Regions from separate parts of the Homo sapiens genome. Here region 2 is linked to region 1. The links are chromatin loops, found by intact Hi-C in ENCODE. Cell type or tissue: spleen. All regions are shown on one strand. Each heading gives the region's core, and the rest is flanking DNA. Links, peaks and the distances in the headings are about the cores only.

What was found. Hi-C counts contacts between places; a loop is a spot of excess contacts. Peaks named below come from ENCODE experiments on the same cell type or tissue, not always from the same donor. Only the 100,000 strongest peaks of a DNase experiment are listed, where the experiment ranks them.
Region 2: it touches region 1 in a loop (5-fold over the local background); 83 of 110 quality-filtered maps call a loop at or near these places.

What each region holds. Positions count from the first base shown.
Region 1 is chr1:159,794,753-159,800,512 of GRCh38, forward strand. It overlaps LOC105371464 (a long non-coding RNA gene), which reads right to left. Exons shown (of 3, transcript XR_922195.2): 3 at 5,729-5,760. It also overlaps a transcript of FCRL6 not described here. Among named protein-coding and RNA genes, the nearest start is that of FCRL6, 4.7 kb to the right of the region's middle. RefSeq lists an enhancer at 4,147-4,441. In spleen, for the core only: CTCF peaks have their summits at 4,245 (motif pointing right) and 4,447; a DNase peak (open chromatin) is centred at 5,597; H3K4me3 peaks cover 177 bases; H3K27ac peaks cover 909 bases.
Region 2 is chr1:160,004,546-160,012,731 of GRCh38, forward strand. The region is part of intron 3 of LOC124904436 (a long non-coding RNA gene); the gene reads right to left. Among named protein-coding and RNA genes, the nearest start is that of PIGM, 23 kb to the right of the region's middle. In spleen, for the core only: CTCF peaks have their summits at 3,263 (motif pointing left) and 3,463; no DNase peak of the experiment used is centred there.

The DNA of each region.
Region 1 (5,760 bases), core at 3,261-5,760:
GGGAGAGAGAGAGAGAATGAGAGAAGAGCACCTAAGAGAGAAAGGTGCTCCCTGTGTTGACAGAGCTGAAACATCAGCCAGAACATAGTAAGAGGGGGCATAGCCTCAGGGCAGGCCAGAGAGACAGGGCTGGGCATGCAGGGCGCTATAAAAGAGGGGATGGTTTATTCTTAGTGGAATGGAGAGACATGGAGGTGGGGGTGGCTTTAGCCAGAGGAGTATTTACACTGATCTGTTTACACTGATTGGGTTACTTGTGTCTGCTCTGTGCAAGATGGAAAAAAGGAGGGTAGGAACAGAGGCCAGGAAAAGAATTAACAAGCCTTTACAGTAATGTAGGCAAAGGACATTGGGGAACTCCATTGTAATGGAGGCAGAAAAGATGGAGAGAGTAAGGTGAATTTGAGATATATTTTGAAGAGGAATCAATAGAACTTGGGAATCGGTTAGGTGTGAAGTATGACTCTGAGGTTTGGATTTCAGTAACTGGTGGTGCTGTTTACTGGCTGAGAAGACTGGTGGGGATGAGAGCAGGAACCATGGCCAGAATTGTCTGTGCATCTGTTCATTCGTTCCCAGCAAGGAGGAGAGGGACAGAGTTTTATTTTGGACATGTCAAGTTCGAGATGATTGTGACCCACCCAAGTGGAGGAGTAGAGCTGGGCAATTGCATATTCAGGTCCAAGATCCTCGGGAGAGGTTGAGCCAGATCAGGAGATATAAATTTGGGTGTCGCCAGCATATGATTTCAAGCCATGAGAATAGGGAGACAGTGTAAATAGCAAACTCTGAGCATCCCTGCATTTAGTGTCAGGAGAAAGAGGATGATCCAGCAAACAGACTAAGGAGTGGCCAGTGAGGCAGGAGAATCAGGAGAGGGGGACGTGATGCATGCCAAGACAGAAAAGCATTTCAGAGTGGAACGTGAAATGTCAACAGTTCAAATGCAGAGTGGCCAAGTCAGCAGAGGGCAGAGAATCCCCTGTTGGAGCCAGCAACACAGGAGCCTTTGTGTCGTTAGCAAAAGCAGTTCAGTGAAGTGGTGGGAGCTAAGGCCAGATCACCCACTATTAGGGAGTGAGTAGGGATTGCAGAAGAGGAAAGAGTGAGTATGGGTGAGTCTTCCGGCCCAAACGGAAGGGAGGAGAAAGATGGGGAGGAAGCTGAAAAAGATGAGTGAGGCAAAGGAGAGGTTTGGTTTGCTTTGGATGTTATTGTGCATGTCCGTATACAGATGAAAAAATCCAGTGGAGAGAGAAATTGATGGTGGGAAAGAATGGAGGGAATGAGTGCAGGAAGGAATACTTTGAGAAGAGGAATGAGTAGGGAATCCAAGCCATGCAGCCTCATTCAGCAAAGTCAGGATTCTAACTCAAGCCTGTCTGATTCACACACCATGCTCATTCCTAGGTGCCTCTTTCACTCACCCATGAGTGTCCAACTCCCAGGGTCCAGTGCAATAAATCCTTTACCACTATCTCCTCTAAAGACACAAGTTTTATAGTCTTCCCATTTCCATCTGGGTTCCGCATCTACCCAAGGAACTGGAGGAGAAAACAAGCAAACTGAAGAAAATTAAATCTGACCTATTTTATGCATTCTATATAAATGCATGAAATAGATTATGTTTGACAGTGGTAAACAGAGAACCAAAAAAAAATCCAATTTATCACTTTAATTATATATGCATTTCTTCCTCAATCTCCAGCCAAGAATGAGCCTCCAGCCATTTTCAGTTCTTTCTGTGGAGCCATTCCCTAATTTCTAAAGCTGTTTTTGGTAACCACAGATTTCCACTCAAGGATGTTTTATCTGAAGCACACTGAAAACTTAACATGCTGCCTATGATGGCACATACGAGGAGGAGGAATGCAGTGGGTATGTATGAAATTAAAAGTAAGGAAATAGAGGGGAGTGTGGAGTTCTGATTCAAAGGAATAGCGTGGATTAAATTGATGTCCCTGTAAAGAAATTGACATTCTCCTATTGCCACAAAGGAAAGTAATAGGTGCTGAGTTATTTGGATACTGAGCTAATTCAGAGTCAACCAACCACCTTTAGTAAAGTAACCTTACCCTAAAATCTACTTATTCATGAATAAGAGAGGGTAAGAGGACCTGAAGGAGGGCAGGTGAGAAGGCAGTTAGCAGCCAACACACTGACTGTTGCTGTACATGAGCAGGATCAGGGAGAAGGGGGCTTCTGCCTTATTGCAGTCTCCATCCCACACATATGTGTCGAACATCTGCTTCCAGGCACTGAGGGTACAGCAAAGAGCAAGACAGAAAAGGCCCTTGCGTTCAGAAAGCTTGCAGTCTCTTGGTGAAATGCACACAAGAGGCAATTACAGTGCCAGGGGTAAGTGCTAAATCCTCAGACAGGGGAGGTATGTGCACCTAACTCAGCCTGGGTGGGGGACAGTGGTCAGGAAAATGTTTCTGCAGGAAGGGTTATATAAACTTTTAAATCTAAGACATGACCAAGATTTAGCCAGACTGGCAGTGAGGGCAGGCAGTCGGGAGATAATAAACAAGAAAAACATAAAGCACATATGTGTGCCCACAAATACACAATTTCGATTATCTTAAAGGGTCATGTGAATGGCAACATTGTTGCTGCTTTATATTGCACTTTGGGGAAAATCAGAGTCATGACAAGCCGTTTCTGACTCGCAATCAGGGTTAGTGGTGCTGTTGGATAATGTAGGAAACAGAAAAGGACCAAGTTGGGAGGTAGAGGCTGGGTTCAGCCTTGACAGGTTGAGTAAAAGGAGCTTCTGAGACCTCCACATGGAGCTCTCAGGTAAGCAGTCGGATACTTAGATCTGAAACTCAGGCTTATGGCTTGGACTAGAAAGATACATTTGGGAGTCATTGGATTAGAGGTAGCAATTTAAACCATGGCACAGATGAGCACCCTCCCAGGGAGAGAAACACTCTCACTAAAAGGGAAAGTGAAAAGAGAAAAGAGCATGGGGCCAGGGGATGAAGAACTTCTTCATAGCCACTAGAGGAGGGAGGCTGAGCCTGTAGAGGAACCCGGGAAGGTGTTACTGGGAGAGATAGTAGGAAAACCAGGAGAGAGCTGCTTCACAGTGGTTTAAAATGGAGGGAGTAACCCACAGTAATGACATTAGCATGCACCCAAAAAAAATGAGGACAAAACCTGTCCATTGGATAGACCAGAGATGTGAAGGAATCACATGTGAAGCCAAATTGGAATAGGTTGAAGACGAGTGAGGAGTAAGCTAACACACACCAGTGCTTGCCAAACCCTTTTGCTTTGTGGAACATATAGAAAATTATAGCTCAGTGGACATTGGCCAGCTGCACAAGGCTGCCCCCAGCTGGAAGTGTGGCCCCACACAGATGATCTGAGGGCCAAGGAAATCAATATTTTATAACACCTATAGCCATTTGAGATACACCAATGTGTCTCGGAATACCAACTTGTAAGGTCTACCATAGACCACTTTCTCAACTAGAGTGGCTGTGAATTGGGGCTCCCAGGGGGTGTGGAATCAAGGTGAGCTTGCTGGCTTGGTTTGGTTTGGTTAGAAGAGTTTTTAAGATCTTAGCATCTTTCAGAAGCATCTATGGAAAAAATTCGGTTGAGCTGGGAGGACTGAATTCATGAGAGAGAAAAGGGTAGTATAGCATTGGTGGTATAAGGCTCCTCAGAAGTCAGAAAAGAATCCAATTTCAGGTGGAGGGTCAAATGTACAAGATACCATGTGTGCAAAAGTGTAATTCTCTCCACAATACTAGAAATTGGATGTCATTATTACTGTGTTACAAATTTAAAACCTGAAGCTTAGTGAGATTAAGTCACTGCCCCAGGTTCCTTGCCTAGTAAGCTGCATAGCCAGGACTATAACCTATATTTTTCTGACTCCAAAACGCCTAACAATTATACTTAGGTGCTAGGCCTGGAGACGCAAAGATGATGCCTTTGAAGAGGTCATATGCTAAAAGTGTAGAGAGACACTAAAATAAACATAACACAGTGTGATAAATAGAATAATGGAGACACGGGGGAAAATGCTTTAGGAACCACGAAGACTATACCCCAGTATAGGCCCGTCAATTCCTGAACTCATGGAGGCAGGGGTGGACTGGACATACAGCAAGGGCTAAAAAGAAATACAAATACCTGGATGGATGGATGGGTGGGTACACAGAGAATAAGAGTTCAGTATGAATAAAGATTCCCTCCTTAGGGCAAGTGTGGTTCATGTGGCCACAAGAGGTCGCTCAGATCTGACACAAATGAAGCTTTTTTCCATTGGTGCTGCCATGCTCTCTCCAGAAGCTTTCTGGAAGGAAGGGGTTAGAATGGAGAGAGGGAATGAGGGTGGTGACCAGATGCTCCATAGCGTTTTCTGCCCTCTGTAGGCCAGACCCAGAGCTTCATGCCCAGGCTGGCTCCATTTTCACCCTACTCCTGGTCATTTCCACTCCTGTCCTAAGTTCTAGGCTTTTGATATGTTTCTCCAATGTGTTCTGTCTTTCAGATGTAACTCAGAAATGGTCTTAGGTTTCTCGTTAGGCCTGTAGTTCCAGCTGTGGATGAGACTCCAACCCCAACAGGCTTTCTGGCTGAGTGCCTTTGTACAAATTACTTCATCTTTCTGGGACTCACCAAAAACACTAAGGTTGGGAGGAAGGGTCTGGTCTTTAAGTCTTCCTGACCCACACTGCTTACAATAGCTCACCTTCACCGAACACTTCCTACTTGCTAGGCATTGGTCTAAGCCTGCAATATCCAAGAAGGCAGACACTTGTCACATGTAGCTGCTTAAATTTTTTAAATTTCAACTAAAGTAAAAACAATTAAAACTTCAGTTTCTCTGTGTCATGAGTCAATTTCAAGTGCTTAATAGCTCTCTGTGGCCACTGAACTGGATAGCCCAGAAAACATTTCATCATCACTGAAAGTTCTATTAGATCTTGCTGTCTGAGAGCATCTTATGTTTTTAATCTTGTTTAACCTTCATAGCAACCCTATGATGCAGGTGTAATTATGTATCCACTTTAGAGATAAGGACCCTGAGACACAGACTGGTTAAAAAACTTACCCAAGGTCTCTCACCAGATTCATATCCAGAGTGAGGATTCAAGCTCAGATATTTGGCTCTAGGGCCTACCATGCAGAGCTGTCCCCTACCCCAAGCTCTCTTGCTCTCCCGTCTCGCCTCCGGAACTGGAATGACTTATCCTGTTCCCCAAAGGCCATTGTCCCTGACTACTGCCGCCCTGACAACTGACTCTTTGAGTGATGAGAGCACCTGGGCCTGGAGCCTCTTCTGGATGAGGATCCACACTCTATTTTCATCCCACCTCCTTTTAGCCCCTGAATTCCCTTAGAGTATTAGTGTTAGTATCATGGGTTTTAATATCTCCACTAACCCATCCCATTCTCAGTTCAAGGTCAGCCTGAGTCCTGGAAGATTCCAAACCTGGGCAGCAGCCCTGTTGCTGTTCCCTGAGGGTCACCTTCATCCCCAAGGGAACAACATGCAGCCAGCTCAGCTCAGGCTCAGCTCACCAACACCTTTGAAGGTGCAACAGCATCTCACTCTGCAGGGGAAGTGCGAAAAGTCAGATGCAGTTCACACTCTCATGCCGCTAGAACCCGGTAGAAGTTGCCAGGGCAGAGGCTTCATCCGTTCTGTGTGCAAACCACAAATGTTTGCAAGCTAGACCACTTGCGGTTATCCCCTCTGTCTCCTGCCCCAGCTGCTGCCCTGCAGGGACTCCA
Region 2 (8,186 bases), core at 2,159-4,658, 210 kb after region 1:
ACTGCGTGCCAGTAGTCTTTTTTCTTTTTTTTTTTCTCTCCCAACAGACTTTGAGCTCCTTGAAGGCAGAGACCATATATTACTCATCTTTGTGTCCCCTGACCTGACTCCATAAGGACTAAAAGATGAAGCCATAAATCAGCATAGGAATGATAGAGTAACATCTCCCCTGCTGCCCCCCCAGAGTCAGCCAGTAAAGGGACCCACCCACCAGCCAGAGAGCAAGATCAGCATGGTGTCCTCAGGGCACAAGGCACCCCAGGAGTTAAATAACCAAAGCCATCACCTAATCCTAAGAGACTAACATGATGGATGCAGCCTGTTCGCCAAGAGGCAGGTAGGAGTGGTGTTGGCCCCAGAAAAGCCAGACCGTATCTGTACACATGCATCCCCATTATTCCCTCCGTTGAGAGGCACACCTGCCACCTCCATCCCCCCTCCACAGCCAAGGTCTCTCCAGGCTCACTGTTGGCCCCAGCTGTCAGGAGTGACTGTTAGACTTCTGCCCCTGCTCCACTGCTGCCCCTCTCTCTGGGGCTGGATGGGTGCATGGCACCAAAGCTCTTGAGGGCAGAGCCTCCCCAACCCCATCTTCCCATCCCACCCCATGAGTCTCACAGGTGTTTCACTGGATGGCAGGGGATGCTGGTCGACTGCCCAGTGCCACCAGATGGCCGTGTTCTAGCCTGCTTCACTTGCCCTCTCTCTTCCCAGAAGGAAGCCCTCAAAGACGCCAGGCCAAGGGTCCAGGCGCCATCCCTAAGCAACCAGGCAATCATATCTGGGAGTGCCAGAACACACTGTCACTGGAGAGAGAAAAGCCACAGACTGGAAACCTAGCTTTCTTCTCTTGCCTGTCAGAAAGTGTCCTCTGAGTTACCAGCAAGCCTGCTCTTTTCCCAGAGGGTGATCTCTTTTCTCCCCTCATGTTCAGGCAGAGATACCTGCTTGGAAGTCTCAGAGTTCCTCCAATGGTAACTTTCCAAGGAGGGAAAAGTCGACCCGCACTACTACTTAGCCTGAAACATAGCTCTCCCTAGGCCTAGATGGGGAGGAATCATGCAGCCTGCCCACCCTGTGTTTTCCAATCCAGACCTATGACATTTTATAGGCAGCAAGACATTTTACAGACTGCAAGCGAGGCGAATAAAACGGCCTGTTTTTGAAGATTTGGGAAGCAGGTAAAAGTCTAGGAGCTTGGCAGCTATGAGGTCAGAAAGGTCTTTGTACAAACAGTTTTGTAACTTAAAATAATTCCTACACTCCCAGGTCACCTCCCATATAGTCAGTCAGAGCCCAGGTGAGCTAAACCTTCACCCTACTCTCTGGGTTATCGTGTGTCCCAGGCCCGAGGCCGAGTTTGCCTTCAGCAACTCCCTCTTCCTCCAACTTTCTCCCTCATCCCCCTCTCCCCTTACAGTAAACTTAGGACTCCACATTTTTTGGAAGTGTAGCTCAGGTCACATTATAATTTTCATGGGCCTTAGCTACTCTGGCCTTAGAGAGCCTCACCTCCATAATTTTTTTTTTTTTTTTTTTTTTTTTTTGTGACAGGATCTCGCTCTGTCACCCAGGCTGGAGTGCATTGGTGCCATCATAGCTCACTGCAGCCTTGAACTCCTGTGCTCAAGCAATTCTCCTGCCTCAGCCTCCCATGTATCTGGGATTACAGGTGCCTGCCATCACACCTGGCTAATTTTTTTTTTTAATTTTTAATTTTTATTTTTGTAGAGATGGAGTCTGGCTGTTTCCCAGGCAAAATGTAATGTAAGCTGGATTCCTTATTATATTCATTATTCTTATATTTATTTTTTCTTTGTATTTCAAAAGAACTTAAAATTAAAACATTTTCATGGGTACCAGTAAGTATCATGGCCCCAGATGGTGTGCCTCCTGAATGGGTAGTTGGCCCAGATGTAACTCACAGCACCCCACCTGCTCAGAAGATGCACAAACCTGCCTGCGCCCTCTGTCGGCAGCAGCAGTAGAGGCCTTCAACCTCTACTTCAAAGTGTAGACCCACAACACTTTGAATTATTCTTTCAGCTAACAATTTATCAGAGCAACCGACATCATAAGGTCAAGTATTCATGAATTCCCACTCCATTAAAGCCTTCACTTAGCAGCCTATACATGTATTCGGTGAATATGAATGTTCCCAATGAAAATATTTGCCTAATAAATGAATCGACTAAATCAAAACATTAAAACTGTGTGGTTGAAAAGTTATGAAAACATCCATATTTAATTATTAAATTATATTTTAACTACATCAATCAAATCATTACTTAAACACATCATTTGCTGAAATTTTGCACACTTATTCTAGAATACTTTTATAAACAGAAAAAAATAAAGATAAAAGTTTCAAATAAACTGGATTATTTAGCCTGCTAAATTACAAAGTGAAGGGTTATTTTGTATTTCATCAGTTTGATAAATTTGAATAGGGACATATCACATTTCCCCAAGTGGGGAGGGACACACCTGTAAAAGATTTAGAACAGGCATGTCTTGTTTTACATAAATACTTGTATTATGAAATTGTAAAACATAATCAGAGAACCAAATAACTTGGCCTCTTAAGTCCCATTTTTAAAATGGAAACTTGGACTAGTTAGTACTTTCCAAGCATTTTTAGTTATAAAAATGCCTTCGTAAAGTGAAATGGTCATAGTTAATAATGACAGTTAATCTTTGTGTTTTCACATATCGTCTCATTTCATCCTTACAACACCATATGATCAGTGTCATTATGTTACAGCTGAGGGAAGTGGGGCTAGACGAGGTTAAATAACATACTCAAGATCAGACAGCTAATGAATGAACCAGAACTCAGACCCAGTTGTGTTGAACTTCAAATCTCATGCCCTTCAATCCCTCAGACTCCTCTCTATGAAGTGGAAGGGGAGGTTTTGCCAATTGAATAGAAGTTAGGGGCTCCTCACAGCCCCACTAACTCCACTTCTCATCCAGGGAACTCAACTTGAAAAACATCCCTTTTTTCCTATCAAAAAAGATTTCAAGTAAGAGTTTTGCCTTTATAGCAGGTCGAATAACTCTTGATTTGATAAAACTTTTATCAAGCTTAAGATACAATTTTTAAAATTCTCATAGTTCTTTTGTGTCTCCCAAACAGATCCAGTGATTCCCAGAAGTCTGCAGACCCCACCCCAATTAAGAAATTCAAGCAAATTTCAGACAGGTGGCCACATGCACAATAATATGGCATATAGTGACATCTATTGGTCAATTGTGATATTGCATCCAACTTCCTTTCACAGGAAATTTAACAGGAGCTGGTTGATGTGGAATTATACTAGTCTCAGGTATAAATCAAAATAAGAAAAATTCCTTTCATACAGAGAAAGCAGAAGGGAGATCTTGGAATCTCCATGTTCAGTTAAAGGTCTGAGTCCTAGTCCTGATTTTACCATAAATAACTTGGTATAGACTTGGTTAAGTCACTTGGTCTCAGGAGCCTCATCTTCAATCAAACAGGGTCACGCCCTCTCAGAGGCCCTCAAAACACTAAAGGACACCCTCAGGGCCCTCTAGGAAAGGCAGAGTCAAGTGAGTGTGGCTACTGTCTTCACTCCCACATCTAGGCACATCTATTATTATCTTTTCATAAGCGAATTTTCTTCTTAAAAGTTTCAAAAATATTCTGTTTCTACTATTCGGACCTGGTCAGCCCATGTCAACATTTACTGTACCCCGCACATTTTAGGGTCCTGTACTAAATCTATTCTTGTTTAGTTTTGTTTTGTTTTACAGACAGGGTCTCACTCTGTCGCCCAGGCTGGAGTGCAATGGCACGATCACAGCTCATTGCAGCCTCAAACTCCTGGGCTCAAGCAATCTTCCCACTTTGACCTCCCAAGTAGCTAGGATTACAGGCATGAGCCACCAGGTCAGTCCGATGTACTGAATCTTTGTAATCTACAAAAATAGGAATCTAGCTCCCTTCCCTTTAAGAACTTACAATTTAGTTGTGGAATAAAACAAACACATCATCTACTCATTCTTTAACTAAGCATTTTTGTCAAATCAATTGGAAGATTTTCTTCCATGAGATCATATCTCTGATTTTATAAAACAAGTCAATGAGAGAGAGAAAATTCTTTTTATAGTCAATCTTGCTGGAAGGCATCTTTACCATAAAATAAATGTTTCAGGAGTCTCTTGGGAAGAATTCATGATGCAGTTGAGATCCACTGTCATCACTATGTAACAGTGTTCCTTCTCATGGGAATTGGATGAGATTAAGAGACTTTGTGAATATTCTCTGTTGTGCTTAAGCAAAGTTTATAAGGCTCTTGGTGTCCCAACCAAGAATACAGGCTTTGTATAGGCAAGAAGGGGAGGCATAAGATATCTGTAAATTTCCCACTAAAAGCTCATCTTCACTTAGAAACCAAATTGTTTGATTATTAAGCATTTCTATTCAAGAATAGAGAGAAATTTACTCCTCAATGATCCAAATAAGGTAATAATGTCATAAATAATGATTGATTAAGCACTTACTCTAGCCCTGAAACTCTCCTAACAGTTTTACCTCATTTAATTTTCACATCTCTAAAAAGTACATTCTATTTTTATCATCATTTTAGAGAAGAGGAAACTGAGGCACAGAGTTATAAAATAACTGAGGAAGTTATGATTAGCTAACTCCACTGATCCAGATTGCCTGCCCTTGCGAAAGTTGTAAAAGGAGGTCATAACAGTACCCCTCCCCCACAGGCTACCGGTTACCCCCAAGGACTTTGCTGTAGGCACAGCCTGCACCCAGCTCTGGGCTCAGGGACTTTCTGGACAATTGCACAAGGTCAGGAGTGGCATGGGCAATGCCTGAATAATTGCCCAGCCTTTTATGTTAGAAAAAAAAGAAAAGAAAAAGAAAGTGAAGTTCTTTAGGCCTGTCTCTGTCTCATAGCACTCTGCATAATCTGTCTTATTGTGGTCAAAATGCAATATGTACACTACTTTAGAAGCTTATCAAATCAGAGATGTTCTCTTGCTCAGGTTGGGCCCGACTGAATGATATCGGGGCAAAGTGATGAGAGTTTCAAGACTCCAACAGACATAAAAGAATAAAAGAGTTATTTCATTGTCCCATTTTTCCTCTACCCTAGAAAGTCCAAGAAACACTTGATTGTAATGTGTACAGTTTCCAGATTTTGACCGAAGATAAAGTTATTTTCAAATATCTGAGAAATCTAAGACCACGTTCCCTACCCTACCTTCCCCCTGTCCTCAAGTTAAAGACCCATGGACCACAGCCAAGCCCCTGGGCAAAGCTGGATAACTCTCAAAGGGGAAGTATTCTGACCTTTCAATTATATTCCCGAGAATGAGGATGATAAGCTTGAGTCCCCCAATCATAACTCACTGCCATCTTAGACCTGCTGAATGGACAGGTCTGCTCTGACAGATAGATTATGAGGCACGCAAAGAACAAAGAACCTTTCTCTGAGGAATTTCATAATCACTGTGTCTTTTCTTCTCCTTCCTTTAACATGTGTAATTTATCTTCTCTTGGAAAGGTGCATATAAATTTTAATGCAATTTGCTTAAGAACAATTAACAAAGTCACAATTTGAGAATCCTATTTGTTTCCCAGGAGAAAGGGAAACATCTGAACTGCATGCTGAGTACTAAGGAGACTTCAGGCCCTTAAAGAGGAATTTAACTAGAAGGTATCCCTGATTTGTCAGGCCCTTAAGACAATAAAACATATCTGTGTGATCATAAGACAGCCCCATCCTTCAACACTGACTAAAAAGCCTTAGGTGACATTGAACAAGCAGGCACATATCTCAGGACTTCAAGATTAGAGAGATGGAGCCCTCCATCTCTAGTCAAATAAAACACTAGTCACAGAATTTCTGTAAAGGAAGAGTATTAAGGACATTGTCCAATCTCCAGTTCTACGTACTTTCCCCTTCCACAATGTGTTTGGCAAATGGTCAGACTCCCTTTCTATTGTCCAGAGGCTAGGAGGAAAAGATTATCTTATTCCACATTAGAAACAAATGCTTATCCCCCAGGTGGCTATAAATCCCAGGTGGCATTCAGGTAGTTTCCCTTGTAACCTGCTGATGCAGCTGAAATTTTCTCAAGTATGGATTGGAAAAAAGAAGCTGCCTATCCATCTCTACCCTCCTTGCTAGGCTCTGGGAGGCATGCTGAATGCACAAAAGGCCCACTTTTCAACTTGAGAGTCAATACAAGTGGAATAGCCAGTGTTTCCAATTCAGCATGACAATCTGAGTCAATGCATTTAACACTCTCCCTTCGTAACTTGCAGCTGAAATGACCTATGCAAAAGAAGAGGACAAACACTCCACTCCTTGGTGTGACGGGACCAGAGATGAGTGACGATCATAAGACTGTCATTTTGTTGAGGGCAGTGTCAAATTCAAACTCCACCACCACCTTGAGAAGGAAACAGGTGCTGGAGCTCTCAAGGAGGGCCGGGTGGTCCCAGGGATGCTCAAGACTTGTTCACAGCACAGAAGGCATGGAGAATGGAGCAGAGGTTCTGATGAGGTTTGCTCTTGGGGAGGGCCGCCATGCTGGCTGGAGGGGTACTGCTGCCTGCCCCGGTGGGCTTCAGCTGCTGTGACAATCCCAGGAGGAGCCCTTCAGCCAGAGATGAGGCTGCCTACCTATGGCCACCTCTCTTCTTACTTCTCATACACCAAGACACTTCTAAGGTGGTTAAGGTCAACAAAATATAAACTTATTTCCTGTGCCAAGACTGAAAGGCTTTCACAGGGATGCATAATCTCTGAGAGAACACTTACCCATTCCCATGCTGGACAGGCATAAGCCTCCCATTGTAAGGATGAGAAAATGGAGGAAAATGACCACATATAGAAATAATGGGGCCAATATGAGGAGTGCCAGACAAACTTAATAAAATAATATTTATCTGGATTTATTCTAGCAAATTAGATTAAGAAGGATATTATTAGGGTTTATTAAGTAGTGTTAGACATTGGTAGGATTCATAATAAAAATACATACATGGCTTAAACTATGTGAAGCATATAAACCCTTAGAAAAATCTCTTATTATAATGTATTAAATTTAGAGAAGTCACAGGATAATATCAATAGATATTGAAGAGTCATTTGGTCTGATGAAATTCCACATATATTACTGATATTAATACAAAATCAAAACATCAGAGAACTATAAAAAGTATACTTCCTTGACACAATAAAAAAATGCTTACTTCATACCTAAAAGTCAAGCACAAGGGGCATTCCCATTAAAATTAGGTACCGTATAAAGATGCCTGCTATTATGAGCCTTGTGTTAGTCAAGGTTCTTCAGAGAAACAGAGCCAGTAGGATATGAGAGGGGATTTATGAGGGAATTGGCTGCTCACATGACCACAGAGGCAAAGTCCCACGACCAGCCACCTGTAAGCTAAAGAGAACCAGGGAACTCAGAACCAGGGAAGCTGACCGTGCAGCCTCCAGTCTGGGGCCAAAGGCCTGAGAGCCCTGGGAGGTCACTGGTGCAAGTCCCAGAGTCCAAAAGCCAAAGAACCTGGAGCCTGATGTCCAAGGGCAAGAGGAGGAAAAGCCTCCCACTCCAGAGGAAAGACAGCAGAGACAGAGAATCTGCTGTCTTTCTCCTGTTTGTTCCAACCAGGCCCCCAACCAGTTGGACAATGCCTGCCCCCATCGAGGGCAAGTCTTCTTCTCTCAGTCCACTGACTCACCCACCAATCTCTCCTGGAAACAGACACACCCAGAAACAAACCAGCCATTTAGGCATCTCTCAATCTCCTCATGTTAAAAATTAAAGTTAAAATTAACAGTCATAACGATTATTCAAAATGTGAGAAATTTTTAGGCAACTGTAATAAGGCGAGAAGAAAGAATTAGAAAGTATATATTTTGGAAAGAGAAGATAAAATTATAATTTTTTGCATGATGATATAATTACTTGAAACCCCAAGAAAATTAGCCACAAAACAGTTAGTACTAATTAGAGAATTCGTGTAATGTGTCCAATTGCAAAATAAATATACAAAACTTAATAGCATCCTGAAATGCCTTCAGGGATTAGGCAGACAACAAAAATGAATAAAGTACACTGGTGGGGACCTTTCCTGATGATGGGAAGCAATTGCCTCCCAGCTCCTGCACATTTTTGTCAAGGGAGAC